3 separate regions of the Mus musculus genome follow, and all the other regions are linked to region 2. A link is a loop called in an ENCODE intact Hi-C map of the cell type or tissue named here. Cell type or tissue: left cerebral cortex. All regions are shown on one strand. Each heading gives the region's core, and the rest is flanking DNA. Links, peaks and the distances in the headings are about the cores only. Region 1 has its middle 200 kb from the start of 3100003L05Rik. Region 2 has its middle 80 kb from the start of 3100003L05Rik. Region 3 has its middle 95 kb from the start of Gm30501.

Evidence for each region. Hi-C counts contacts between places; a loop is a spot of excess contacts. Peaks named below come from ENCODE experiments on the same cell type or tissue, not always from the same donor. Only the 100,000 strongest peaks of a DNase experiment are listed, where the experiment ranks them.
Region 1: a loop joins it to region 2, with 13 times the contacts of the local background. A loop is called at or near these places in 2 of 42 quality-filtered maps.
Region 3: it touches region 2 in a loop (8-fold over the local background); 2 of 42 quality-filtered maps call a loop at or near these places.

What each region holds. Positions count from the first base shown.
Region 1 is chr7:124,903,075-124,911,550 of GRCm38, forward strand. No RefSeq gene overlaps it. Among named protein-coding and RNA genes, the nearest start is that of 3100003L05Rik, 200 kb to the left of the region's middle. In left cerebral cortex, for the core only: a CTCF peak has its summit at 5,080; DNase peaks (open chromatin) are centred at 2,729, 4,400 and 4,985; H3K27ac peaks cover 1,212 bases.
Region 2 is chr7:124,784,317-124,792,792 of GRCm38, forward strand. No RefSeq gene overlaps it. Among named protein-coding and RNA genes, the nearest start is that of 3100003L05Rik, 80 kb to the left of the region's middle. In left cerebral cortex, for the core only: a CTCF peak has its summit at 879; DNase peaks (open chromatin) are centred at 4,339 and 4,649; H3K27ac peaks cover 1,277 bases.
Region 3 is chr7:125,110,741-125,119,216 of GRCm38, forward strand. No RefSeq gene overlaps it. Among named protein-coding and RNA genes, the nearest start is that of Gm30501, 95 kb to the right of the region's middle. In left cerebral cortex, for the core only: no CTCF peak of the experiment used is centred there; DNase peaks (open chromatin) are centred at 2,028, 4,821, 5,036 and 6,638.

The DNA.
Region 1 (8,476 bases), core at 229-8,228, 120 kb after region 2:
ATGTTACCAGGAAAGCATCTGCAGGAACATGTTAAGAGGGGTGAGGAATTCACTAAGTCTGTGTTCTGATTCACCATCAAGGACTGGTTTCCTGCACTATCACCAAGCAAATCCCACTTCAGCAAACAGCCATCACCAAGTTCTCTCTCTCTCTCTCTCTCTCTCTCTCTCTCTCTCTCTCTCTCTCTCTCATTTTTATGTTATGAAAATAAGATTAAATTAATTCAAAGTTCTCTTATGCACAGAAAGAAAGAAAGAAACACAAACAGAAGGAATCAAGGGGAAGAGAGGAGAGGAGGGTAAAAAGGGAAGAAGGAGGAAGGAAGGGAAGGAGAGAGGGAGGGAGGGAGGGAGGGAGGGAGGGAGGGAGGGAGGGAGGGAGGGAGGGAGGAAAAAAACAGGAACAGGATAAGAGGTAAGCAGAGGACTAGATGGGAATTAGGGGATTGGTAAGAGTTGGAAGGGAAAGGAGAGGGCAGTAGTGTGGGGGTGAATGTCATCCCAGTGCCTTGTATACAGGTATAAAATTGTCAGAATAAAAATTGCTATCATTAGGGGTCAATAGGACAAACACAACGTTCTAACTATGATCTAGGATTTCTAAGTCTGCATTGTGCGGTATGCATTTTACATATAGGAAGAAGGAGACACAGAGGGAGGACATCCTTCCTCCAAGTTCCTGGAGCAATGTGGCCAAGCAGGGTTCCCAGCTTCTTCCAGTGTCTGTGCTGACCTGGAGTCCTCATGCCTCTGTCTCCCTAGCTCTGCAATAGAAGGCTGGGATTCGGGGCTTCGTGCACAGCATTACCTCCAAATCCTAGGAAACCAACTTGCTGAGTATCAACCATACTCTCCGTGCACACCGAGGACTAAGTTTCTATAGACATGACTCTCTCTGTGACAGAGGAATTCTACAGCCCTTCAGGCTCCTTGAATTGGGACTGGAGCTACAATGATCTACACTGGAGCAATCCCACTTCTCTCTGGGACATTGGTTCTCCAAGCATTTCTACAACCTATTTTTGGTTGCAGATAATGAGCTTCCCTCAAATGTGGTACAAAGAATTTTCTTATGCTTGACATGAGATGGGACAAGGGCATCTCTAGGATGCGTGTGCTCTGAATCTCTCAGACACACTGATCCTGACTCACTAGAATCATGCAGACCTGTGACTGAATGGACAGGGCCTGTTTAGAGCCTGAGTTCCTTCAGATTAACTAGAGAAAGAACAGGACTATATTGAATTGGATGGGTACTTAGCATCTGTGTGAGCACCATTCTCTCTGGAAGCCCATATCTGATTCCATAAAAATCAAAGACAAGAGTCAAGGGGAAACAGCAAGGTGCCCACGACTTTATTTACTATCAGACACCAGAAGGCTGGTGAGAAAAGACAGAAAGAAACTGGGATCCAATTGTATAGACGGATAAATAGATCAGGTCAGACAAAATATGAGACCAGTGTGAATAGTTAGAATCCAGTTTGAGGGGTTAGATTGCAGGTAGAGCAGCCTGTTGGGGCCCCTCTCTGGGGGGGGTGTCAATCAATCCTACCCACCCACCCATCTACCCACACACTCACTCAGATGTCTTATCTTGAGCAGGGTATTGCTGTGTTAAACACCATGGCCAAAAGCAACTTGGGAAAGAAAGGGATTATTTGGCTTATATATCCTGGATCACAATCCACTGAGGGAGGTCAAGGCTGGAACTGAGAATAAGAACCTAGAGTCAGAAACAGAAGCTGAAGCCAGGAAAGGGCTCTGCCTTCTGGTTTGTTCTCCATGGCTTGCTCAGCCTGCTTTCTTATCATACAGGACCACTGCCCAGGAGTGGCATAAGCTGAAATCACCCATATTAATCATTAATAAAGAAAATGCCCCCATAAACTTCCCTTCAGGTCAAGGTAGTAGTGGTGTCTTCTCAGCTGAAATTCTCTACTCCCAGATGATTCTAGCTTGTGTCAAGTTGACCAAAACAAACAAACAAACAAATCAAAACAAAACAACAAAAAAGCAAGCAATGAGCACTTCCTGGTGCACACAGCACACAGGAAACAGTGGTGTGAATATAATCACCAAGCAATTGAGACCGTAGAAATCTACACGCATACACCTTGCTCAAAAGTCTTCCAGCTACCTGTTTGCCAAATACTAAGTAGGTGACAAGACACACACTTACAGGTAGCCCTTGGCATTCAGACCCATTGTGGCCTCTGCTGAGACTCTGCTTGAGAAATGTCCTAAGATGCTTGCCATTTGGAGGATACCTTTCAGTCTCTCAGTCTTGTGTTTGCATCCGGCCTCCGACCGACATCAGGAAGACCAAGGGCAGAGATTAAGGGCCATCAAGACTGCGGCTACTCTTCCTAAGGCCCTGGGTCAGAGATAGCTGTCCCGCTCACAGCAGGGACACAGATGTGGGTTTGTTCAGGGATGGCTTTACTCTAATCAAACTGGGATTAAAGAGCTGACTCAGTGGATCTGTATGTGCTTGGGGTGGGAGGAGCCAGGGAGGATCCAGCCAGTCCTCTCTAAGGAACCTGGGCAACTGGAGGCAATCACCTCCAACTGGGACCTCAAACCAGAGGAGAGCTGTACAGCCTTGGCTAGCCAAGTAGGAGGGGCGGGCCCAATTAAAGTGGCCACTGCAGGAATTTAATAAGCAGGGGACCATTTACCGAGAGAGCTCTGCATTGGAGAACCTGGGCTCATTTCTGAACACAGAAACGTTTGATGTCGGACATCTGACTCTGTGTGGAGTTCTTAGCCAACTCTGCAGAAGGCCCACATCCCAGGGAGAGTCCTTTGAAGGAGCCAGGGCTGTCAATGGAGTTGTACTAATTAGGCAACAGGAGTAGCCCCAAATGCCTGTCTTCATTTGCAATTCAGTGTGTCTCTAATTTGCCAAATATAAAACATCCTCTCTGGAAAATCACATTCAACTTAGTGAGAGAGATTTCCTCACCTGCCAGGTAGGAAGCACTTAAGGTACCAGCTAATTGCCAACTGCCCGGTTCATATGATGTAGGCCTACACTGTGCGGTCTAAGCTGGAGTAAGGCACAGTGTCTCACTCATGCTAGGCACATGCTCTGCCATGGAGTCACACAGCCACACATCTATGGCTTGGGTTCCCATTTTGCAGATAAAGAATCTGGGGCTCATGAAAATGACTCTCCCCTGCCCCATCAATCAGAGGGGGCAGTGGCTGTTGTAGAAAGAGTGGTTCTGAGCTAGAATGCTTGCTCTGTGGGGGATCTTTCAGCAGTGTTCAGACAGTTTGATTGCCCCAGTTAGCTTGAAGGCTATGGAGGAGCAGTTTCCTATCACGCAGAAACCCAAGATGCTGGTAAACTCCTACCATGCTAAGGGCAGCCCCGAACACTGAAATGTATGGGTTATGGGGTCATCTACCACGTGGGCTTCAGAACCCCAGGTGTGTGTGGTTAGCTAGCAGGAGATGGCTTTGCATGTATCAGCTGGCAACAGCTATGGGATTTGAAGAAAGTCACTCAATTTCTCTGAGCCTCATTTATCATCATCTTTAAAACAGTAGGTGAGAGAAGAATCTACAAGACAATATGAGGCAAGTCCTCTCTCTCATCTCCTTGCCTCTCTTTTCTTCCTTTCTAGAGGCAATCGGGTATACATTTAGAAGTTTATAACCTGAGCAAGGCCATTGGCCAGCTGTCGGACCTGAGAAACTCCACCTTTCACTAAAAAACACTTTAGCATTGAGTTTAAAAATCAGGTGACTCTAAAAGACTTAATTTGATATCTTTGTATTCCTAGAATATACATTTATTCACCTAAATAAAATATATGGATCATAATTCATAAAAAAAGCAAAACATGCAGCTTCACTTTCAGGGAGACACGTGGCGCTCAGCACTCAACCCAGTTTGCAGGCAATGAACATCAGGCTCAGGCCTTAAGACTCTGCTTTCTTCCACTTACGTTAATGTGGCTGGGGTGTGAGTGACGGCTCCCAGGACTGATGTTTGACAATGTCCTTGACAATCACAATATTATATTTTCCTGGGCAAAACCAATTGGCCCAGGAAAATGTATATGACCCACTTTGACTTATGAGATAAAAGATGTTACCTCTTTCGTGGGAACAAGTTGGGGGATAAATTCTCTTTTTTTTTTTTTTTTTTTTGTCCTAGATGTGGGCTGGGGGGACTTAGGAGTAGACGCTCCCTTGAGAAAGCCAGCCTGGACTGAGAACAGACACATTGTCCAAGCCTCTGATTACAACCACGTCTGATGCCTGGTCTTTTCATAGTGTAAGAGTCCCAGAGCCTCGTCTGACTTCTACGTTTATGTTCCTTGGGAACAAATTGTTCCGAGGAGCACAGTAACAGCTCAATTCTGTCTGTGCCAGGGACTAAGGTGGATCTGGTCCAGAACTTAACTCCTGCTCTACTGCATATGTTCTTTTTATAGAAGCATGACACATATGCACATAAATATCTATATAAGAAGGAAATGAGATAGGTGTAAGGGAGAGAAAGAGATAGAAGGAGGGAGGAAGGGAAGGAGAGAGAAACACTGGTGTGCAGACCAGTAAATGTCCATAAATTTACAAGTGAGGATCTAGTGAAGCTCGAGCTAGCGTTGAAGCCCAGGGCACTGCTAGCTCTGCTTCCTGACTGATCCTCTAAGCTAACCATGCTCCTGCCTTCTAACGCCACAGGTTAGTTCTGCCTCTTTACTTTTCGGTTGGTTGGTTTATTGTATTTGGCTTATGGTCCCTGCAGTGAGGGCATACAAGCCTTGTCTGCTTCTATTATGTCTTTGTGGGGGTAGCTCAAAGGCTCAGCTCTGAATTCATTAGGGTAGAGAAATTCAAACCATAGCTGGGGGCCCTCTAACACCTCTATGCCTGTGTGCTCTCTGTGGCCCAGCCCTTGCTGATAGGAAAACTCCTCACCAAGGTTGAGAATTCCTTGATGTGCATCCCAGGAGGAACCCCAGGCTGAAGCTGCATCCTGCCTGTGACCCAGCTTCAAAAGACACTCACTCACCATCCTTCCCAGCATAGTTACGGCTTGCACAGAGTCAGGAACAAACTAGGAACCACCTATTGGTGGAAGAGTGTCACTCTCACAGACCTGGAAGATGAGATGTTCTGTCTGCTCTTGAGATTTATGTGAATGAAGCAAGCACAGGGTGTTCTCTGTGTTACCTTTTTCTCACATCAATTCTTTCACTTTATTGACACTATTGTATTTACATTCTGTTCATTTCTGGAGCTGTATCCTTATATATGTTCCTAGGATAGATATGTCGTCCTTTTTAGTTGGCCCATTGTACACTGCACTGTGAGCATTCCTGAATGAGTCTTCTGGTGCCCATGTACATTAACCTCTGTGAACAAGTCAGGCTATGGTGCTTGCATGCAACGCCTGAAACACCATGTTTCAGCATGAATGCAAAGCCAAAACAACATGTTGTTTGGAGGCAGGCTGATCTGAAACTCCTGTTCTTCCTGCTTTGGCCTCTTGAGTGCTGAGAACACAGGTGCATGCCTGGCATGTCATCTTCTGCAGTGACAGTTGAGCAAATGCACACTCCAGCTGTGACAGAGACTCCTACCCAGGTTTTCAGCCACACTTGCCAGGATAGTGTGGCAGCACATTTACTAACACCTGTCTGTCTCTAGTAGTTAATTTTTCCTCTGTCTGTCATCCTTTTACACTCAGATATAAGGACACACAGTGTGGCATCAAGAGCCACACGGGAAGCCAATAGGGTGGAAAACAAAGTGAGCTATCCAGGAGGAATCCTAGGACGCTAAGGCAGGAGTGGGTGGGTGAGTAGAGGACAGAGGAGGGGACAGGGGCCTTGTGAAGGGGAAACTGGGAAGGGGGCATCATTTGAAATGTAAATAAATAAAATAACCAATAACAATGAAAAGAAAAGCGAGTTTTCCAAGCCTGGAGGCTTGGGAAAGTATCTGTAAGATTTCCATTTAGCTTGAACTTTCAAGAGCAGACATTTCTAACAGGAAAGGAGATAAAGAGGGAAGACTGAAGACTGCACTAAGGGAAGTGGTTAGCAGAATAATATTCCCCAAAGATGTCCATATCTAATCAGAAAACATTTATGTTATAAAGTGAACATTCCTGGTTGTGTCATGTGATGCAGACTCACATGGTGTTGTTGAGGCAGTCTCACGAGACATTTTGCTGAGGCAAGGCCTATGGGAGAACATGTGATGTTTGGAGAGAGTATAAACGAACAGTGGTAGGGCACTTGCATAGCTAACTGTGCAGCTCTTTGTTGGTCTTGCATCTTTGCTCATCTTTACTTCATTGAGAGAGGCATGGCAGAGAACTCCTGGCAGTCCAGCTGGTCCTGGTTGCTCCCACTGACTCCCCCCAATTTGGGGGAGGCCTGGAGGTTTCTGCTGGATTATGTTGCTATTGCTGATTTGTGTTTGGTATCCTGACACTGCTGAACTGGCCTGCTGGTATCCTAAAAATGGAGACTGGAATTACCCCAAATAACTACTTCTAAACAAGTCCACATCCCCTTGTCCTATTTACTCTTTCTTTCTCCCCTGCCTTTGGACGGTGGTCTAGAAACAGGGCTCAAAACAATTGAGAACCCTTATTAAAGTAGTCTTTGAAAAATCTAATCCCATAACATTAGTGTGTGTGTGCACCATGGAATACATATGTGCAAAATGGAACACACATGGAGGCCAGAGGACAACTTCAGGGAGTGTTCTCTTCCATTATATGAATCTCAGGGATTCAACTCAGGTCATCTGGTTTGGCAGCATTGCCTTTACCCAGAGTCCCCTAAATGTCCATATTCTTAGTCCCTGGGACCTGGAAGTGTTAGATGAACTTATATATGTGATTAAGTAAAGATGATGAGATAAGAAGACTTGGAGGAAGAGTCGGAAAGAATGTCAGAGTGGAAAGGACTCTTCATGGACTCACTGCAGCTGCGGTCACCCACATAAGAACGACGTAACCAAGCCTGCCTAACTCCAGCAGATGGCTGATGACCCCCAAGTCCAGCTCCTTACTGAGGTCATACTATAGTTTCTGGGGAGATGACACCATTTCTTTTGCAGTGGGTGGCCACCTGTAGGTTTCCCATGCTTCAGTGGGCGGCCTCTCAGCCATGTACATGCAGACAATACTAACTAGATTGAGAGAGTTATAAAGAATAAACAAAAAATAAAGTTGGGAGGGGACAAACTGGGGGAGATACAGGGGGATTAGAGGGGGAAATAAGAGGTAGGTGTGATAATATTTTTTCGTATATATCTGTGAAATTCTTAAAAATAAAGTTTTTTTTAAATTGAATTTAAAAATTAAAAAGAGAGAGATGCTTTAGGACCACCTGGATGGTCCCTGTGAAAAAGATGCTGTTCTGAAGGGCCAAAGTCTGGTGATGAGGCAGAAGGCAGAGGGTGGACTGGCTGGCTTTGAAGTTGTTGGACATAGTCTTGGGAGCTAGCAAAGGCCAGAGGGTAGATTATCCACTAGAATCTTCAGAGGGCTTGCAGTTCTGTTAGCAGCCTGACTTGAGCCACATAAGGGCCATTTTAGGCTTCCGGCCTCCCGAACCATAAAATAATAAATCTGTTTTTCTTAAGGTGACATGCTTGGGCTCATTTGTCATCGCCACTGGGGGTGGGGGGGGGGACTAATCCAAAAGGAGAGGTCATGAGCTCTCACAGGATAAGAGCAAGAACGGAAAGGTCTCCAAGGAGAGGAAGGATCAAAAGCTAGAGAAGGAACTGTCTCCCAAGAGAGGGTTGTCCAGGAACATGAACTAAGTAGGGCTGAGTTATTGGCCCCAGCTAGCCTGTCTCTACTGGTACTAGTTTTCCCTGGAACAGGGTTGTGTTGACTGGTTTTATAGACACAAGTTAGAGTCACTTGGGAAAATGGAACCCTAGTTGAGAAATTGGATCCACCAAATCGGCCTGTGGACATGCCTCCAAGATACTTTCTTAACTGGTGATTGGTGTGGGAGGGTTCAGCCCATTGTGGGTGGTGAAACTCCTAGCCTTGTGGTTCTGGGTGCTAAGAAAGCAAACTGAGCAAGCCATGGGGAGCAAGCCAGTAAGCAGTGATCTTCCCTGAGCTCTGGTTTAGTTCCTACTTCCGGGTTCCTGCCTTGACTTTCTTCCCAATGGACTGTGAGGTGAAGGTATAGGCTGAAATAAATCTTTTCCTCTCCAAGTTGTTTTTGGTCATGGTGTTTTCATCATAACAATAAAACAAGGGGTACCTAGAGGGGACTCCTAGTTCCTAGTAGCATTCAGTGACCTGAGCACCTGACAGTGTTGCCACCTTCTGCTCCATGATTCAATCCTCAGATTTGTCTGGCCAGAACATTTTACAAGGCAGATGCTTCCCACATGTCACCTCCGAGGACTAGATAGTAGTACACTGTGGGTATCTGACAGCCAGCATATGACAAGCAGTGTGTGTGTGTGTGTG
Region 2 (8,476 bases), core at 151-8,150:
GTCAAACTGTGCAACTGTGGGGAAAAAGTGATGAACATAGGAGGCAGACAAGTAAGCATGCACACGTTCATTTTCTCTGCTCATGACTATGGATGTGATGTGACTACCTGCTTGAAGTTCCTGCTTTGACTTCCCCACAGTGACGGACTGTGATTTGCAATTGCACACTGAAATAAACCACCCTCTCCTCTTAGTTGATTTTTGTTGGGATACCTTATCACAGAGACAGAGATGAAACTAGGACAGTACGCCTAAGAATCCTGATTCTATGACAAGGAGGAGGGGTATCTTGACTAACCACAGCCATTTGTTTTGATCAATCATAGCCATTTGTTTGGACTACTGTCTTACTTTGTTTTCTCTTGCTGTGATAAACACGGCAAAAAAGCAGCTTGCATAAGAAAGAATTTACTAAGACTTAAAATGTATGGTCCATCACGAAGAGAGGTTGGGGCAGGAACTCAAGGCAGGAACCCAGAGGCAGGAACTGAAGCAGAGGCCATGGAGTGCTGCTTACTGGCTTGCTCCCTAAGACTTGCTCAGCCTAGTTTTTGATATAACCCAGAGTCACCTGCCCAGCAGTGGCACTCTATTCAGTTGAATAGACCCTCCCACATCAACCATTAATCAGAAAAATGTCCTACAGAACTATGTACAGGCCAATTTGACAGAGACATTTCCTAACTTGAAATTCCTTCTTCTCAGATGAGAAGTTTGTGTCAAATTGACAAAACAACAACAACAAGAACTAACTAACAGACCAACCACATCTTAACCTTTTAGCTTCAGTCATGGTGTCTGACATTTATACTAGGGACTAGTCCCAGCCTAGTTTTCCAGCCCCAATCTCAGCAACCCCTTTAATGGGGATAGTGCGCCCCCTGTGGCCAAAGTAGAAATAATTCTAGAACCATCTAGATTTCTTAGAGGCTTCTTCTAATGGAGAAGAGGCTGCTGAAAACTGTCTTCAGGAGCCAGGGTGTTAAGCCACAATCTTTGTTTAATCTTATATTATCCACAAAGTGACCGCAATGGCTGCTGCTGGCAGGGAGTGCTTCAGCTGATCATGGAACTGAGAGTTCCTTCGCTTGGAGTGAGGAGGAGAGCCAACTTCCCCACCCCTAACAGCTTTGCTTATTTGCTAAAAGGAAGCAGTAATCCTTGTAGTATGCACTGAAGGAACACTAAGAACACCAAGAAAAAATTAAACAGATTTTTGTAGTTTAAACTTTTTAAACCCCAATTTTTATAACATTTTCTATAAATGTTTTAACCTCTCTTTTAGCCCATTCCCCAACAGAAGTAGAAAGTAAACGTTATTAGGATACAGGGAAGTAGATCTGTTTAGAAATGGGTCTTTGGAGCAACTCCCACCTGCGTTGTCCGCAGTTCAGATCACAGCACTTAGCAACAGCAGCTTGATCCATTCACAAAGACTTTATGAATATATCGGCAGTCCAGTTTAGTGGTGTTGGGATAGTAAACACGAATCAGTAGTAGTGGCATTACCTAGCAGAAACAGCCAGGCCTCAGCTAAATTGGCATGAGTCAGCAGGAGCGATTAGGTCAGAAGTTCGTCGACATGCCTCTCTTAACAAAGTGAAGATCAGGGAAAACTCCAGACCAAGAAGCATTGTAAAGCGAGCTATGCAATCCCCTGTCATTGTCTGTTGAGTTCTATTTATACTCCCGCCAAACATCATGTGTCCTCCATGGGTCTTGCCTCAGCATGTGAGTCTGTCTTAGCAAAACCTCATGTGCGTCTTTATTAGCTGCCGTCACTTTGCCAATTGGCCTGAGTCTACGGCACCAAGAAGCCACCAGACCACCATTAGAAGGGTTTCAGTGCCTTTCTCTCTATGGAGTCACAACAAACAGAGCTCAGCTACACGATGGGAGGCAAGCCAATATACATGTGTATTGTTAGTGAAGAATCCTTTATTGCGCATCCTTTTATGCGTGTGGGTTTTTTTGTTGTTGTTTTAGCAAATCATCTTTTTACCTGTGTCTGCTTCAGGAAAACACTCCTTCATGTGTTTGCCCCAGCAAATCATCATCCAACACGACTGACTTTCCAAAGAAACCAGAAGTTCTCACTTTAGATTTTAACTGTGCTAATGCCCAACTGGTGCTCACGAGGAGGGTCCCTTCCCTAATCTGCTCACTCTAATCTGTTTCTGGTCTGGATCTGACAGAAGGGAGTTTGGATCAGGGCCTCATATGGTTTGGACCCAGTGAATGAAGATGTGGCTGGTAATAGGCTGTCAAAGAGGGAAGAGCAGCAGGCAGCCTTCCTGGCATCTGTGAATGTGACATGCTTAATGTTTTCAGGTGGCTTTTCAGTCAATACTCACAACATTTTTTTTAATAACTAGCAATTATTACTGGTTATTTAACAGATAAAATGATCTAGTAAAAAATTTTCCACCTCCAATTTCAAGTCTTGGGTTCATGGAGCTTAAATAATTTGCTTATGAGCTAAGAGTCTATGTCTTCTTGGCTGTCCCGCCTCTGCAGAGAATTAGATTGTATAATAGATATGTACCTGTGCCGTCTTACTTGGTAATCAACCTTATTATTTTGGCTTCATTTACAGATGAGGAAAGCAAGACTTCTGCAGAGTTATGCAGCTAGGGAGATCCTGAAAGCAAAATCTTTTATTTCACCATATCCCATGCTCATTAGGAAAACCACTTAAGTCATGCTGTTCCACCTACCAGCTTTCAAACCAAGGACAAGGTCAGCTGATCACAGTATAATCATTTACCACATCATTGGAAATGTGTGTGTGTGTGTGTGTGTGTGTGTGTGTGTGGTGTGTGTGTATAAGTGTGCCGCGGTTGGGGAGGTCATGACAGTGCTCTTCTTAGAAGATAACTGATCAAGTGGGATTATTCATGATGTACGGATGGCAGGTACTATGTGATGTGTTATCAGAAAATGACTGCACCCTGCCTTGTTCCGAAGAAAATAAAGACATTCCATGGAAACTTTCTATATGGACTATCTGTTCTACAGGACTGTTCCCTTCTTTCTCTCATGTTTCCCAGAAGCCTGAGTTGGCAGCACAAAAGCTGTGTGTCAGGCATTGGATGCCACAGAGAGCTACCGTCTTCCCATCACAGAGCCAGAGTCTGTCTGCCATGTGAACTTCTGGAGTCTTCCACTTTTCTTTAGCTGCCAGAATCAGGCTCCAGGCTCCATTAGTCTGGTCCATACTTTAGCATTTCTATTTTGGGTTAGCAGGCAGCTGCCTGGGAGAAGGAGACAGAGAAGCATGGGTATTCTAGGAGGTAAGCTGACCTCCAAGGGCTCCTCAAAGTTTCTCCAGCAAAGAAAAATCATGAACACAGAATAGAGTCTGTCCCTGAAGTGGCAGAGCTGGGAAACACTTCCAGCATCATGTTTTTTAACCCTCTGCTTTGACCAGGATCTCTAGGGAGAGTAAAGGAAATCCCAAGATAAAGGGGGCTCTGGCCTGGGAACTGAAACATCTCCACCTTCACGTGCTTGTGCCTGTCCTGCACATTTCTGAGAACTACTTGCCTGTGCTTCTGGCACTGCCCTCACCTCAATAGGTCTTGTAAATCCCAAATACTTCTTCCAGTTGAGTCTTCATAAGCCATCCATCCATCTGTCCATTGCTCTCACATTAAGTATCAATTACCAAAATAAACTGATGCTATCCAAGACTGGCCTTAAAGAGCATCAGTCACATGGGCCCAATGTAGACCCACGCCTCAGGGGAGCAAGGTGGAAGAAAGAAACTAAAGGTTGTTAGGGAGTTCGGAACCCCTCAGAAAGCAGCAGGTATGTGAAACAGGCCTTGGGGGAACTTGTACAGGTGGGCCAAATGCAAAGAAAAATGGGTGTTTTTTAATTCAGGTTCTGAACAGTTCAGTAAATGTCACTTTGGGTTCACCCACGGAAGACAATTATTCTATCTCTGTCTCTAAGAAAGATTTCCAAGTATCTCATTATGGATGATATACAAGTTCTAGTCATGCATTGGCTGTCGAAGTCATGTGGGTCTGGTACACTGATTCTTGGTTATCTTCAATAGAGAGGAGACTCAAGCCAATAAATATCTCAGGAAAGTAGATACCTAGACCCAGATAAGTGAATGAATAATCATGCTTATAAATGCTTAGCTGCTGTGTTGGTGTGTCTCAGGAGAGGTGTTGGCTGCCACTGGGACACCTGGACAGGGACATCTGCACAAGAATGAGACCATAAGTGAGGAAACAATAAAACATAAATACCACCAATCACACCATTTTAGCACCCAGATGCATCACTGCCTGAAGTCATGTCTGGCTTATACTTTCCAACTACATGCATCAATTGGCTTCCCTTTCTGTTCAAAGCAGCTTGGGACAGTTTTAGCTGTCCACCACCTGAAAACTGCATGTTGACTCTTAAAATTATGTCTTTATTTTTGATGCTGGGGACCCAGGGTGTAGAAAGTTGTTTGAGAAAAAATTCAGCCTTGTCAGGATAATACAGGTTTCTCTTTAGGACATTCTAACCTATAGCCCTGGCTCTCTGTGTCTAGAGCTTTCTCCACCTACGGCTTTATACAGCCTCCTTTTAAAAATAACTTCCATCTGCTCGCCTGCCTGCAGCTCCTGCTCCTGCTTCTATTTCTGCATCGTGAGCTTCCCTGCACCAACCCCCACACCCCTGGCAATGACTAAGCTTTAGCAATAAACCCCTCAGCACAGTCTCTCTATCCAACTTTTGCTCTCCAGGTTCCATGGCAGTCTTCCCTTAGCTCAGTATGTGATCCATCAAAGACCTTAGCCACATTTCTGGTCTCACCTATGAATAGTAGGAATGGCATAAACAATTTCTTGACATCCTGAAGATAGATGGCTAATAGAGAAGATGTCAACCCATCTGTGCTCTTTAGAGATTATCCCCATCGTAATGGTTTAGGAAAGGAAGCTGGGCCAAGTTGATTGTAGGTAACAGGGATTCGTAAATTCTTGGCTCCAATAAAGCCAGTAGTCACTGCCAATTTATTAGGGGTTGTACATCATGCTAAGCATCTCTTCAGGTCTGGGTTTATTTCTGACCACCACTTGTTAGGTGTGTTGCTTATTCCTCTCATTGTTGTGACCAAATAACCCATAAGAAACAGCTTAAAGGAGGAATGATTTGTTTAGGGGATACATTTTATAGTGACATGGAATCATGAATGGTCTGCCTTAGAGGCGCCGGAAGCTTTGCTCTAGCAGTCAAGACACACACACACACACACACACACACACACAGAGAGAGAGAGAGAGAGAGAGAGAGAGAGAGAGAGAGAGAGAGAGAGAGAGAAGCCAGCTCATCTATGTATGTCATCTAGGCTCCATGTCCAGAGTCCTCTACAACCTCCCAAGACAGCACCACCATCCTACCATTTGGAAACCAAACATTTAAACACATGAGCCTGTGGAGGACATTTCACATCAAAGCCATAAAATTCGGTAAACAATAATCACCTCCAATCAGACACGAGGAGGGGGAGTTTGCTCCTGCTGCAAGTTCTAGTGCTGGTATTCCTGCTTGCATAAAATGCTTGACTTTTCTGATAGTGAGTCATGCTCTTGCTATGACCATTGAAATGTGAGTACACAGGACATGTCTCAGAGCCAGCACCCAATTCATCAGGCTTCCTCCTTCCTTTTTTTTTTTTTTTTTTACTTTTACAGATGATAATGACATCAACAACCTGCAAAGGAACACAACTCAAGGCCTCCAATGGGTGCTTCGTGGATGCACAAAAGAAGCATGAAATATGGGGCTGGGGATGTAGTTCTGAGGCAGAGTGTCTACATAGCAAGCATAAGACCCAGTATTCTGTCTCTAGTAATAAATAAGAAACAAGAACCATGCTTTTATGGGTTAAAACCTCTTAAAGTTGTAGTTTTCTTACTCTACCCACAGACAATTTAATTAATACCAGCAGAGTTCTGATCCAAACTACAGATAACCAGCTGTGAAGCCTGTAATTTAGCAGCTCTGTCTCCCATAAAAGACACAGGTGGACAAGGAAGCCAGCAATGACTAGAAGCCACTGGCATCTACTGGAATTCATCATCTCTTTAAGGTCTAGGGCATCACTCAGCCTCCCAGTAGCAGTCTTGGTTGTTGAAGCAGAGTTCCAAGGTAGCTCTAGATTGTGCCTGTCCCAGCATTCCATGATTTTGCCATTGGTCAAACACGTCTATAGCTTGTCCTCATGCATGACTTTCTCTTCGGCTCTCGGAGCACCTGCCTACCCAGAGCACCTGACTACTGGTGGCTGCTCACAGCTGCATCCTGCTACTCTCCATCTATATCTTTGCTTTAGCATCTCTTCAGACTGTAGCTGGCTTCTGTGAATACCCATGCTCTATCTCACATGTCTGTGCGGTTTGGAGGCAACTTTTTTTACAGACTGTTAACTATGGGTCCAGGTGTGGGGAGGTCAGGCAGTTGCCCCCTGTTCCAGGAAATGTTCAGACAAATGTAAGCACAGGCTGTGCATTCTCATACAATTTCCCTCCAAAAACAGTTTTTGCAGGACAGAAGAAATAAAAGGCTGGGTGTTCCATATCTTCGAGGATGCTTTCATACCCAGGGAAGAAATCAGAGTTAGACATTAAACTTGGGAATCGGGGAATTTATCCAACCCTCTGGGCTCAGCCCTATATAGAGATTAAGCCTTCTCTGTGGGTTTCCTAAGATTTTGACTACACATGCTAAATATGAATATATTCTTGTAAAACATTTAAAAAGTAGAGATGAGGCTGGGAAGATGGATCCACAGGCTCAGCTATATGAGTTCCTATCTGCAGAACCCACATAAAGGCAAATACAATAGTGGAAGCATCTGTAATCCAAGGACACCTAAGGGCAGATGGGGAGGTGGAGACAAGAGGCTCTGCAGAGGCCTGTGGACCAGCCAGCCTGGCCAAGGCAGAAGTGTAGAGGCACTGTCTCAAGCAATGTAGGAAAGTAAGGCTTAATCCTTGAAGATCACCCCATAAACTCCACACACATGCCCTGGCATGCATATGCCTGCCCTTCACATGTGCACTCACATACTACACAAAGAATAATTTGTCTTAAAAAGTAGAGGTTCTTCTACAGTTTCTTTTGACTAGGAACCTAAATTTTCTATCAGTTGTCTTAATGCAGGGCTTTGCTGCCGTAGCATGGGTGTACCTCCAATTCCTGATCCTGATGACTCCGGCTCCCAAGTGTTGGGGTTACCAGCTGCATCATCATATCTAGCTTAGGAAGTCTTACTCTAAGCTGGCTCCTCTTCCCTGGTGATACACATGTCAGCGTTGTAAACATTTTTGGATCTTCCTCTCATGATTAGAGCATAGAATTACATCCTGTAGTGCATAAATTATATCATTCTGCATGTATTGCTTTGTAATTTGTTTATGTAACTATGGAGCATAGATTCATCTCCTTCACTTAAACTCTAATTGACGTTCCATATAGTGACTATACTGTTTCTTTTACTTAGCCACTGTCCCCAATTTAATGGACATATACCTTTCTTATAAAATTATTGAGCATGCTGTGGTGAGCATCATTTTATGCACAGTCTTATGCAGATACATGAGGTCTCAAGATCTAGTACTGGAGACTGGAATTCCTGAGCTGTCTAGGAAGTTCAGCAGACATTGCCCAGAGCAGGTTCAGGCTGGTTCTCTACTTTGAACATCTGACTCTGCTTTCTTATGTGGCTCTTAAAACATACCCCTTGCCGACACACTTAGCACCTCAACTCAGTAGCAGCAATGTGATATTTACTTTAGAAGCCATGTATTTCACACATCTTAGGGATCTCACAGAATCTTCCGAAGAGAGATGAAACAATGCAGATCTGGACTCTTGGTTCAGGAGGGTAAAGATGTTTCCGTTCATTCACAGAGCCATGGGGTGGCAGATTCAGGGTTTAAATTCTGGTTACCTGGATTGCATCGTTCATACCCTTAATTAGGTGATAGGAAGTTGATTATTTATGAACTACTAAGTCTCTCAAAAAGAAATCTTTCCAGCGTACAGTACCCACCTTATCAGCATCCCTTCTTGTGTAGCCACTGGTCCTTATGCTGTCTAGTGTCAGTGAGAAGCTGTGGGAAGTGGCAAGGAAAACAGGGTCTTCCTTTAGTGAGTAGAGTATATATCACCTGCAATCCCCACTTACAGGTGCAGCAGCCTGGGTGATAAGAGCTCCCCTGTAGCATGATGGGTAGAATGTGTCCTCTGATGTGACTGTGACCCATCGTGGGTATGCAGGCTAGAGGCAAGGAGGAGGAGGAGGAGGAGGAGGAGGAGGAGGAAGAGGAGAAGGAAGAGGAGGAAGAGGCAGAGGAGGAGGATGGAAAGGGGAGGGGAGGAGAGGGGGAAGGGAGAAGGAAGGATGAAGGGAGGGAAGGGAGAAGGGAGGGAAGGGAAGGAGAGGGAAAGGGAGGAAAGGGAG
Region 3 (8,476 bases), core at 367-8,366, 330 kb after region 2:
GTTTGTATAGGGTATGCCTATATTTATATATGTACATAGGTATGTATGTATTAATTTATAACTGTATATGCATGTATGTGTATATGTACATTTATGTGTTATAAGTATACCGGCATATGTATATATGCATGTTTGTATAAGTATGTGTATATTTATGTACATATTTTTCCAAGAATGGAATTGAGAGTCTTGCTCATGTTGGTCTGCTGCTCTGACACTGAGCTACATCCCTAGACTGCCCTCCAGCTTTTCAAAGTCGAGCAGGAAGCAGTCTTGACATTAGAGAGAATCTAGGACTAGCCAAGAATCTCCTCACAGGTTCTCAGGCTTCCAGAGATGCTTCATCCTATGCTGAGCTCTCTCAAGCCTACATGACCAGAATAACAGCATTGTTCATAAACCCTAACCCATCTGAATGACCTAGTTCACATTCCAGCCACAGCCAGTGATGGCGCTTAGAACTCCCTACCAAGGAGCTGTGTCAGTACCAACCAGGAAGGGGAACAAACTGGGAACTAGACTCCGTTTTGTAGTCATAGCTCTTTTTTTGTTTGTTTGTTTGTTTGTTTGTTTGTTTGTTTGAGACAGGGTTTCTCTGTGTCGAGCTGTCGTGAAACTCACTTTGTAGACCAGGCCTGGCCTCGAACTCAGAAATTCGACTGCCTCTGCCTCCCAAGTGCTAGGATTAAAGGCATGGGCCACCACTGCCCGGCTATGGTCATAGCTCTTATGTTAGTGTGTCTACACAAATTCTTTAGTGCAATGATAACTGCAAACTATAACTTCTGATCTTTGAGACTGGAAAAAGCTCAATGGATAAAGTGTTTGTTGTCCAACGGTGAGAACCAGAGTTGAGAGTTCCAGTACCCATGTGAATGGCAGGTAGGCATGGTAGCCTGCCTGGAATTCCAGTGCTCAGAAGCCTGGAAGGCAGCAATAGGCAGCAATAGTAGTAATAGCTATATTACTACTGATCTCGGGGTTCAGTTGAAAGACTCCCTCAAAAAAATGGAAATCAATCAGAAAAGACACCAGCCTTAGGCTTTCACAATGCTTGAACATCCACATGTACCCACACCCCGACACAAGAACATATATACACATATGCACACACACCACACACCAACACACACACAGCAACACACACGCACACACTCGACTTTGACCTCACCTTCCTTCTTGCACCACTCCAAAGCACACTGGCCTCTGTTTTGCCTCTCAAACATAGTCATAAAGATTGTTCCCATCACTTCATAGATTGATCAATTGTTTTGATTGATTATACTATTCCATATTAGCATGTAAGAGCCCTGAACACATTCTGGCTAGAGGCAAGGTTTCTTCCCCTTCCCTTACTTCCCCATTGCTTTTGTTGGTTTCTCCTTTTCATGAGAACATCAGTCCCATACGACTAGGCATCCCTGATTACCGGAAAACCTAATCCTAGACAGCACCCAGGGCTGTGCTTTCCCTACCCTGACAGTCTTACTGAGTCCTCACTCACAGCACCTAGCACTCTGAGCATTAGCGCCTGCACACTCAAGCCTGGAACTCTCCATACTCTCCCACATAACCTACCCCTCCCACATCCCAGCAGTTAGAACATCGACCACTCAAGCAATGATACCTGATCCTAGGTTATGTTGTAATGCCATAGCACAGTACTGAAGACTGGGCAATTTATAAAGACAAGAAAATGATTTTTTTGTCATTGTTTTGGAGACTAGGATGTTCAAGGTTGAGGTGCCAGCACCTGGCAAGAGCCTTGCTGTTGTAACAATCCATGGAGAGCAATCAGAAGGACAGATGAACAAGAGGTGGGATTCATACCCCTAAGCCCCACCTTGGTGTTGGTCCTCTTCTAAGGGCAGAAGCCCCCATGGCTTAGTCACCTCTCTAATGTCATCCCCTGGTACTTGCACTGAGGAGTCAGTTTCCAACACAGGCTTTGTGCTGGGAGACAGCACACCCACCTCTTTTCACAGAGAGAATGATTTCCCCTAGGAAGCTGAAATGCCTTTCTGTGGGATGCTTCCAACCCCCTACCCATGGTCCTCTTCATCCCAGGATCTGGAAGCATGCAAGTACCCAGATGGACGAGTCTCCGAGAGACGGTCGTGCCTGGTGCAGCTTCACACAGGGAAGCTGACACCACGTCTTCAAACATTTTTAATTGCCCTGTCAAGCTGACAATTATAGAACTAATTATTGAGGAGACAATACCAGATACACTGACTGAATCAAGCGTCAACTGAGTTTTTATGTAATTATGCAATTTAATGAATTGAAGGCTACAGTAATGGACTATTGCTGGTTAATTAGGGACTCCCTTTCTGCTAATAATGCCATTTATTTTCGACTCTCGGTATTTATTTTCAGCATCTAAAGCCTTGGACACGTCTTCCTCTGACACTGACATGTTGAGTGGTTTTCTGAGGGCTTGGCTAACAATTGTGTTATTTATAGGCAGCCATCTTCTTCCATTCTCTGGCTGAAGAACTCCAACTGGTTTCTGTTTTATTGCATGCATCTCATTTAGTCCCTGTGCCTAATTATCCTGCTACTGGGTGAAGTGCTCGTGTTTTTCTTTCTGTGTTGAGGCAAAAAGAAAAGTAAGGGATTGTGGCAGAAGATCATTGGCCTGCATCGTATCAAGGTTAACCCTCATTCCTTTGCAGCTGTGGGTTTCTCTGTGTGGTGCTGGGGATGGAACCCAGGGCCTCTTGCGTGCTAGACAACTGCTTTACCACTGAGCCACAGCCCTAGCACTGGAGTCTGTTTTCATTTCTTACCATCTTCTTGATTTCTTGCCTAGCGTGTTGTGTTCTCAAACTGTAGAGAAACAGCTTTTAGTCAGTCTGGGCCCAGGGGTGGGGTGAGGATAGGGCGTTTTCATGTGAAGATGCTTTGGGCTGTCCCGGTGAGGACATTGCTAATCACGGCTGATGAGTGGAAACCTGGATGTGGCAAAACATAAAGTCACACACAGGATGCCAGGCACAGGCTCAACTTGCCCAGGAACTTGTCAATTATCTCGTCAACGTGTCTGAAGATGAGAAACTCTGGCACAGAGTATCAATAACCATGAAGTAAGTTGATTTTCACCAGCCCAGCTTTAAGGAGGAAAACAAATATTTCACAACATCTAAAACATGATGGAACTGTCAAAAGTATGTGAAGCCAACGACATAAATTGTGAAACATGAGTCACAGGGATGTTTGCTCTTCAGCAGTTAAAATATTTGGAAAGAATTGAAAAAAACTTATAATGACTGTTCCCTGTGCAAAGCCAGTCTCTAGTGTCCAAACCTGGTTGCTCCAAGTGGGTCTTAGACAAAGCTGATCATTGGTGGAGGACATGGGAGAACAATGGTCAAGGTTTTGTTACGCCAAGTTTCTCCGCTGTGGTTGTGAGCCTAGCCTTTAAAGGCTGAGTCATCTCTCCAGCCCAAATTTCCCCCTTTGTAAGATTCAATTATGCCAGCTTTCCAGGAGGACATTTTTGTGGGTCTAGTACCCCATTTCTCACTTGTTTTCTGTCAGTTGATAGGACTGGGCATGGGGTTTATAGAAACCATGATCTGGCTGATCTTTGAGGCTGTTCTCTGGCACCATTGAGTAGTCGTGTGGGTCTGAGGGATCTCAGAGCTAACCCATGACTGCTGATGAACATCTGTGAAGACTAAACCTGGAGCTTGGAATGGTAACATCAAGACACTGATAAATCTATCTTGGCCGTCTCAAAGAAGAAGTTACTCCAAGATGGGCAATCACCAAAGGGAAGGGAGAAGGAAGAACAGGGTGGAGAAGGAGGCTCATCATTCCTACCCAGGTCCCACATCATTGCTCCTAAGCACCCTCTTTTCTCTGCTCTTTTTCCTTGGAAGACTGTCCTCTCTTCCCCTGCTACCATGTTTAAGCAGAGGACTCTCAACTTCATATCCTCAGGCCAGCGAGACACTTCCAATTACATGCCCCAATAACTCTACAAAATGTACCTGCTCACAGCTGTGTCTCCTGCTACCCAGCCCTCCCTTTTAGTCCTTGGACTATTGTTACTGCTGATGCCTTGCTTGTATCCCTCCCATCTACATCCCTGCCCTCTTTCCTCACTCCTCCACATACTCTGTCCCTCAGACCATACCTATACCTTCCTTCTGCCATGCTTCCACAATTGCTCAAATGCTGCATCCATCCCCTTTTCCCAGATCTATGCCCCCAGAGACCCCCAGAGATCTGAGGGGCCTCTTCTTTCATGCTCTCAGCACCCTACTCTCCATTAAAATAGTTTACTTTGGTTGCTGCTATAGTGTCTCAAGTTTTTTCAAAGACTTATTTATTTATAAATATGGGTGCTCTGTCTTCCTGAGGACATCAGATCCTGCTATATAGATGGTTCTGAACCACTGTGTGATGCTGGGAATTGAACTCAGGATCTCTGGAAGAGCAGCTAGTGTTTTTAACCTCTGAACCATCTTTCTGATCCCACCACTCATCTTCTCGTGTGTCACCTTTACCAATCATCCTCTATGCTCATGGTTTGTCCTTAAAGTGAGATATTATTAACTCCTTCCTGCGGATGAGGGAATTAAGGTTAGACAGCCCGGGTCTGTGGTTCAAATGAGAGGAGACAAAACAAAAAATAACAAGAAACATACAAACAAACAAAACAAAAAACAAAACAACCAGTCCCATCAGAATGGGAATCTGATTCTGCCGTGCTGGCCACAAAGCCTTATTACTGAGTGAGTTGCTGGCACACCATCTGTCCTGCCTCCCACACCAGAAAAATAGTTCCTTGAAGATGGAATATATATCTTTATGTTGGTGTCCCCAGTAGCCAGAGATGGCATCTGAGCATCAAGGAATGTTTGACTGGCTTAATGAGTAAGAGGGCACTTGGAATCTCACTCCTCTTTTGGAGCATTAAGAACTTTTTTTTTCCGTAAAGGATGGGGCTGAGACTCCATCAACACTCAGATGCTATTATGCTGAAACTCTAACGAGCTCCCTCCAGCTCATAAACTCCAAAAAATAAGTGACTCATCTGTTTCTGTCCTTGCACCAGTCGTTTCCCATCTAGAAAGAGCTCGATCATGCACCGCTTGCATTGTCCAAGGAGAGATGCCAAGTGAACCAAGCTTAAGGAAATCATTTTCTCTGCCTTCATTGCTTTCCGTGTCAGACATCTCAGTCAATGAATAAATGACACAAAGAGTTGCAGGTAACCCAGCCCTCCTTCTCCTCACAGCAGCTCCTGCTTAAAGTGTGTGTGTGTGTGTGTGTGTGTGTGTGTGTGTGTGTGTGTGTGTGTGTAAAGAAAAAAAGGAAAACTTTATGACAAAGGCAGGAGAGAAGCAAAGTTGGCAAATCCGACTAGATTGGCAGTTTCTCCTCCAACATTGGACTCAAAGTTGGTCTAATTAGCTGAGCTGAGACTAGAAAAGAGATTCCTGCAGGGCTTGCTCCCTCTCGGAACTCTGTGGTAGCAAACCATCTGGAAGACTATGGCAGTCGCAGGATGTTTAATGAACTAAGTGGATCTAGGTACAAGGCATCCCCGGATGCAGCAGTGCTGGCCACTGAGAAGTGGGAAACTGGGGTGGGTGGAGTATGGACAGTAGAGCACTCTATATGACAGAAACAACTCAGGGGAGGAAAGAGCCCTTCAGCTCACATCTCCAGAGGGTTTCATGATGGCAGGGGAGGCCTGGCAAGTAAAGTGTGTGACAGCAGCAGTTCCCACTGCAGCAGGCCAGGAAGCAGAGAGGGTGATGAGAATTAGAGTCCTCACAACACCTTCAGAGGTCAGAGTGTTCCCATCATCCTGTGGAAAGCTTCCTTTAATGTCATGGACAAAGACCACGACAAGTGACTTACTTATATGCCAGTCGGATCTGACCTCCTGAATGTCCCACAGCCTCCCAACAGAGTGTCATCTGCTAGAGAACACCCGTTTCAACCAGGAGCCAGAGGGAGACATTTCAGATTCAAACTATAACTAATAAGTCCTTTCCTAGGGCGTCTTCCCCCCGGACACACACAGTGGTGGTCACTACACACAACCCCTGATGTCCTGTCATGCTCAGCCCTGCCTACAGTGGCCCAGGTTCACACTACCTTCAGTAAGAAGGGATAGAAGCAGCAGAGAACCAGGTGGCAGGTACCAATCAAAGTTTGATAGGTGGGAAGATGACAATTTCTATTTGTCCATAGCAAACCTTGAACAAATGGCTAAAAAAAGCAATAAACGAAATTATCTATCCTAGAGAGAAGGAAGCTGTGAGAACCCATAGGGAATTTAAGACCCAAAAGCACCTGGGTGGAAGAGCACACCCGCAGTGCAGGTCCAGTGGACAAGTGAGGGGGTAGGGGAGAAAAGGAGATGTGCACAACTCCAGAGTGCAAAGGAAAACCAGGCACAATGTAAGGTCCAGCACCTATAGAGGACCCAGATTCAACCGGAGTCAGGTGGCCCAGGGGACTCTGGAGATCCCAGCACAGGTCTCAGCTAAAGGAGCAGCTGCCAGCCAGCCACAGCCCACCATTGCCACATATTGCTCCAGTCTCAACACTGCAAGGTCTTCCACTGTTCCAAGAGAAGCCAGAAACCCAGAGCGTGCGTTAAATCCCACACAGCTGAAGTGTTGGCACTACTTCCACATATTTTAAGATACTTTACAGACGAAACGAGACTGTCTGACGGCTAAATGTAAATGTGCAGCCTCCTTGCTTGAAACGGCTGCAACACAGAGATCCTCTGGTGGGACAGCATGACGGCTCCATGGTGACAGTGTGACAACAGTAATTTCAAACATGATCTCCTCTGGCTACCAAGAATTTCACTGTATAGGAAACTGGAGAGTGTCTTAGAATATAAATACAGATACATAGATAGAAAGATAGATGACAGGTAGGTGACAGAGAATGAAAGAAAAGCAAGCAAGAAAGAAACAAAGAAATAAAGAAGGAAGATGAGTGGATAGACAGATGACAGGTAGATGATAGAAAGACAGATAGGTTGATGGATAGATAGATAGATAGATAGATAGATAGATAGATAGATAGATAGATAGATTAATAACAAATGCAAATATCAGGGGATTCCAAAAGGCTCTGCTCATCCCCTCACTCATCACAATCCTAGGCACCTATCAGTCTCCATGGAGCAACCTGTAAGCAATGGCCACTGGAAGAGGGCAGGTGGTTGCTCTCACCCCTGGCCTTTGTGTTGAGGTCACTAAGATGTTCTCCACAGTCTCCCAGAGTCCCTTGATATGCAGGTCTCTGCTCACCCCCTCTTGATTATTGGTGCATCCTTCACTAGCTTCCCTGCTTCTCTACCTCATAACGCCAGTTCTCCATCAAGCTCTCTAGAATCACCTCCCAGATGAACGCTATGACACCTCTCCTGCACCATGCTCTGCCCCTTGGAAAACCAAACCCAGGCAGTAGATGTCCCAGCACAAGAACTGAATTTCTGAGGCAATGATGGTGGATGTGGAGGGTGTTCTGAAAACAAGGAATGGGCACCACACAAGTTGTTCAGGAGATCCTGAAAACAAACTCTGGGCTTTAACAAATCTTCCAGAATCAATCAATCTGTCTCTCTCTGTCTCTCTGTCTCTGTGTGTGTGTGTGTGTATCTCTTTATCTATATCTCTCTATGCCCTCTATGTGTCTCTTCATGTATCTCTCTTATCTTCCTGTATCAACATCTCCTTCAATATCTCTCTTCTCCTCTTCCTTCTCCTCCTCTTCCTCCTCTTCGTCTTCCTCCTTCTTCTCTCACTCCCTCCCTACCTCCTTTCCTCCCCCTTCAACACTCTTCTGAGTCATTGGCCTGTACTATAAATAAATAAGTTTTTCTATTCTCTAGCAAGGAGTTAATGATATGTAAATGAAGCCCTGGGTATATATAGGAAGACCATGCACAAAAGGACCTGAAGCAGTTCCCTTCATAGAGGTTCAAACACTACTTGTGCAGACACCCTATCCTCAGTGTGGTGAACTCTGAGGAGCCTCTTCTATGCTGAGGTTCATCTCTCTTGAGTCACCTTTGTCACTTTGCCATTTACCTGAATACAACTGATCCACAAAGAATTTTTTAAAAATCCCCAGCAAGCCAGAATTTCCACCATGAATCCACACTCTCCTCTACAAGTATGAAAGCAGCCGTGCTTACATACACTGTTATGGAAATGTATGTCAGTGTAACACTACAGCAGGTTCAAGGGTGTACAACATCTGCTTTCATGGAACTGCTATACAGAACAGGCAAGGACATGCTACTACAGCACTGCTCATGAATGTAATAGTATATAGCAACCAATACCCACTACATGTCCAAGTTTAGTATATCCATGTGTATCCTCTATGGTAATTCTGTGAGTACAAATATTGTACATCCTTAAATCCCACTTTAGTGTTACATTGGTGTGTGTTTCTGTAACAGTGTATGTAAATATGGACATTT